2 separate regions of the Homo sapiens genome follow, and region 1 is linked to region 2. Evidence: chromatin loops called from intact Hi-C (ENCODE). Cell type or tissue: heart left ventricle. All regions are shown on one strand.

Region 1 (2,500 bases), 130 kb before region 2:
CTGAGATTACTAAGATGACTTGCATCCCTTGAAGTGTTGGAGCCAAAACATGAAGAGCTAATTCCTTTATCAAATGGGATTTAGAAAGCTAGTAAATCAGCTTATACAGGTTGCCTATTTACTCGAATTTAAACAAGCCATTGTTTTCAAAATAGCAAGGTGAGAACCAAAAGAAAATGTTTCTTTTTTTCCTCTCTCTTTTTTTTGAGAAAGAGTCTTGCTCTGTCACCCAGGCTAGAGTGCAGTGGCATGACCTCGGCTCACTGCAACTTCTGCCTCCCAGGTTCAAGTGATTCTTGTGCCTCAGCCACCCGAGTAGCTGGGATTACAGGCGTGTGCCACCACGCCTGGCTAATTTTTGTATTTTTAGTAGAGACGGGGTTTCATCATGTTGGCCAGGCTGGTCTCAAACTCCTGGCCTCAAGTGATCCCACCCGCCTCAGCCTCCCAAAGTGTTGAGATTACAGGCGTAAGCCACTGTTCCCAGCCTGAAAACATTTCTTCATTGACAGTATTTTCATTTAAAAATTTAGCTGAACTCCAAATGATGAACATTCAAAAGAAAGCATTGTCTTTGGATGATTTGAAAGCAAGTGGCAGATATCATGACACCTCACCCCTAAATACTACAGCATGTGTCTCCTATGAACAAGGATATTACTCTGCATAAAACCATAATACTATATCACATTCCAAAAGGCTGACATATAGTAGTAATAAGCTAATATGCAGTCTCCTGTTCCAAGTTCTTATATTTTGTCCCCTAATCCAGGATCCAGCCAAGGATCACTGATTACACTTGGTTGTCATATCTCTATAGTCTCCTTTAATCTGGAACAGACCTCCCGTCTCTCCCTCTCTCTCTTTCTCTCTCTTTTTTTATCTTTTAAGAGATGGGGTCTCACCCTTCGGCCCAGGCTGGAGTACAGTGGCATGATCACAGTTCACTGCAGTCTCAAACTCCTGAGCTCAATCAATAGTCCTTCCATCTCAGCCACCTGAGTAGTTGGGACTACAGGTGCACGCCACCTTTTTGGTTCTTTATGTTGTTAACATTTTTTCAGGAGTGTAGGCCAATGGTCTTGTAGAGTGCTCCACAATCTGTTTTTGTCTTTTCTTCCTGGTTAGTTTCAGGTTAAACATTTTTGATAGGGATAGCACATAGGTGATAGCACATCTAAATCACATCACTACATCATATTAGGAGACAGAGTAATAGCACTTTTTTTCATTATTGGTGATGCAGAGTTTGGTTATGATGCAGATCATTTGTTAAAGTGTTATCAGTCAGATTGTTTTACTTGAAAGGTCTTTTTCCTTTTTTAATAATAAGTAATCTGTGGGGTACTTTCCCAATAACCTCTCACCTGGTGGTTTTCATTTGTTCAGTGCTTTACACCCAGAGATCTATTGATGGATGTCAGCATCTCTGTGAATCCCCAGGAAATTTTTTTGTGTGCATATATTTTCCCAGGCATACAGTCCAGGACCCTCCAAATATTTAAGAGATCTTTTCCCTCTGTTATCAAGGTGCCTTTTACAAGTTTCTGTGCATCACAGAAGCATATTATAAGCAGTGGGTTTCTAGAAGCTGGGAACCAATCCCGTTCTTCTGATTTTCCTGATTATCTAGCTCACCTCATGTAGAGCTAGGTACATAATTTTTGTTGTTTGTTTGAGAACGATTGTTCTGGCCTTTCGCTTATCCTGAGCCAAACATTTGGATCTTTCATGTTTGGTATAAAGCGTACTAGAAACTAGAGCAGAGAGACTTAGCCCCTGGTTTTTGGTGTTCTCATTTGAAGATTTTGGGGCACAACAATTGGATTTGTGTCTCTGTTGAACTGAATAGTGGTCATTTGGAAATGAGTTAAAACACTACAGTATATGTTTTAGTTGTCTAATTATAGTTGTATCAATAAGACATTTTCTGCAAGTGCAGAAAGACTCTTTGACTCTGTAGACAAGAAGGCTCAGGAGATGAGTTTAGGGGGCATTAAGTTTGTTATTAGCCTAATGTGTAATAGCTGTAGGAGTGATTCCTTCTTGATTTTCCCTGCCCAAACAGGGAGCAGTGTGGAATTCATCATGGCAGTGGTTAGGTGTGTTTTGCTTAGCCTATGATTAGCCTGTTGGTTACATTGGCTTGCCTTGCATGAAAAAATGTCTGTCAGGTGACTACCAATAACAATAAGAGCTAACATTTGAATAGTATACCTTAAAAATACACATTATACCACTTCAGAAGATTATCTGTGAAAACAGATATTTTTATTCTAATCACATAGGTAAGGAAAAAATCTTAGAGAAGTTAAGGTAGCCAACATCAAACAGCTTGTAAGGAGCAGAGGAAGAACACCCCCAAATTCCATTACAAATTCCTTGCACTTTTTGTCTTACCATTCTCAAAGGTAGAGGCATTCTAGGGAATCTAAATATGAACAAAGCATGGACCTTGCTCTGAAGGATCTTTTAAACCTAACAGGCGCATAGTCTTATG
Region 2 (2,500 bases):
ACCTCGGCCTCCCAAAGTGCTGGGATTATAGGCGTGAGCCACCTTGCCCAACTGTGAGACAGTTCTTAGCAATGTATCTGTTTGGCATTTGCAAGTCTCAGGAGCCCTCTGAAGTGCAGGTCGCAGGCAGGACTACTCTTGTCCCGGTCCAGGGGGCAGTCCTGCTCCAGTGTGCCAAGTTCTTTGCTGCCTGAAAACAGTTTGCACATGCTGTGCCTTGTGCCTGGAACATTCTCTTTTCTAGCCTTCAAGATCCTTCAGGCTGGGTGCAGTGGCTCATGCCTGTAATCCCAACACTTTGGGAGGCTGAGGCAGGCGGATCACCTGAGGTCAGGAGTTTGAGACCAGCCTGGCCAAGGTGGTGAAACACCATCTCTACTAAAAATACAAAAATTAGCCAGGCATGGTGGCACACGCTTGTAATCCCAGCTACTTGGGAGGCTGAGGCAGGAGAGAATCACTTGAACCCAGGAGGCAGAGGTTGCAGTGAGCCAAGATCACGCCATTGCACTCCAGCCTGGGAGACAAGAGCAAAACTCCGTCTCAAAAAAAAAAAAATTCCTTCAGATTTCAGTTTAAAAATGCCTTCCTTGGCCAGGCACGGTGGCTCAGGCCTGTAATCCCAGCACTTTGGGAGGCCGAGGTGGGCGGATCACTAGAAGTCAGGAGTTCGAGACCAGCCTGGCCAACATGGTGAAACCCCATCCCTACCAAAACTACAAAAAAAAAAAAAAAAAAAAAATTAGCCAGGCGTGGTGGCGGGTGCCTGTAGTCCCAGCTACTCAGAAGGCTGAGGCGGGAGAATTGCTTGAATCTGGGAGGCGAAGGTTGCAGTGAGCTCAGATTGCACCACTGCACTCCAGCCTGGGTGACAAGAGTGAGACTCCATGTCAAAAAAAAAAAAAAAAATTCCTTCCTCAGGGCAGGGCATGGTAGCTCATGCCTGTAATCCCAGCACTTTGTGAGGCCAAGGCAGGCGGACCACTTGAGGTCAGGAGTTTGAGATCAGCCTGGCCAACATGGTGAAACCCCTTGTCTACTAAAAATACAAAACATAGCCAGGTGCCTGTAATCCCACCTACTCAGGAGGCTGAGACAGGAGAATTGCTTGACCCTGGGAGGCAGAGGTTGCAGTGAGCTGAGATCGTGCCATTGCACTCCAGCCTGAGTGACAGAACAAGACTCCATCTCAAAAAACAAAACAAAACAAAACGAAACCTTCCTTCCTCAGGCAGCCTTGCCTGTACTCTAAATCCAGACTGGAACCCACCTGCTGGTCTCGTGGAGCCCAGTTCCTTTCCTTCTTGGCATTTCTCACAACTAATAATAATGAGATCATTATCACTAATTTGGGTATTTATGTCTCTACTATCTGTCTCTCTCACAAGCATGTAAGCTGCACGAGGGCGGGGACCACATCATGTTGTTCATCTCTGTATGACCATTATTTAGCATAGCGCTTGGCACACAATAGGTGCTCAGGAAATACTTGTTGACTGACACTCAGCTGTCAGTTTCCTCACCTTTAATATCAGGGTGTTTTCGTTTGGTTGTTTGGTTGTTTGGTTTTGTTTTTGAGACAGGGTCTCACTCCATTGCCCAGGCTGGAGTGCTGTGGCACTGTCTTAGCTCACTGCAGCCTCTGCCTCCTGGGCTCAAGTCATCCTCCTGCCTCAGCCTCCCAAGTAGCTGGGACCTCAGGCATGTACCACATTGCTCAGCTAATTTTTAAATTTTTTGTAGAGACAAAGTCTCACTATGTTGCTCAGCCTGGTCTTGAGCTCCTGGGCTCAAGTGATCCTCCCAAAGTGCTGGGATTACAGGCATAAGCCACTGCTCCTTGCCCTAATATCAGGGTGTTAATGTCTGTCTCATAAATATTATTGTGAGGGTGGAGTCAGAATGGGAGCAAGCCACAGTAGGTGGACAATAAATGCTATTATTATTATATGGTCAGAGCCAACTGAGGACTGAGGCCTCTCCGAAGTGGCGACTTGAGGACTGTTTAGAGTTGGATAGGTTTCATGGAATAGGGAGGGCGTTCCGGGAGGGAACAGCCTGAGCAAAGGCATGGAGGACAGAACTGTAAAGGCAGTAAGGAAACCTCTGTGGCTGGATGAAGAGTATGGCTTGGGATAACCCTGTGGTTAGAAAGGCAGACTGGGGCCAGATCAGGGAGAGCCTTGAATGTCAACCCAACACATTTAAACTTAATCCTTAGGCAGTAGGGAGCCAATGAATGTTTTTGAACAAAGGTGGCAACCGAAGAAATAGTATTTTAGAAAGTTCCATTTGATATGGATTTACTGTAATTAGCCAGGATCGTGCCACTGCACTCCAGCCTGGGTGACAAGAGCAAAATTCTGTCTAAAACAAAACAAAACAATACCACAAAAGCATGTCCCCTATCAGTGAAAAAAGAAAAAGAGTTAAGGGTATACCTCCAATACAGACATATTCTTTTTTTTTTTTTTTTTTCTGAGATGTAGTCTTGCTCTTT

The links. Hi-C counts contacts between places; a loop is a spot of excess contacts. Peaks named below come from ENCODE experiments on the same cell type or tissue, not always from the same donor. Only the 100,000 strongest peaks of a DNase experiment are listed, where the experiment ranks them.
Region 1: it touches region 2 in a loop (2.2-fold over the local background); 4 of 110 quality-filtered maps call a loop at or near these places.

What each region holds. Positions count from the first base shown.
Region 1 is chr6:35,643,822-35,646,321 of GRCh38, reverse strand. The region is part of intron 1 of FKBP5 (FKBP prolyl isomerase 5); the gene reads left to right. Among named protein-coding and RNA genes, the nearest start is that of MIR5690, 20 kb to the left of the region's middle. In heart left ventricle, no CTCF peak of the experiment used is centred here; no DNase peak of the experiment used is centred here.
Region 2 is chr6:35,513,799-35,516,298 of GRCh38, reverse strand. No RefSeq gene overlaps it. Among named protein-coding and RNA genes, the nearest start is that of TULP1, 2.2 kb to the right of the region's middle. In heart left ventricle, no CTCF peak of the experiment used is centred here; no DNase peak of the experiment used is centred here.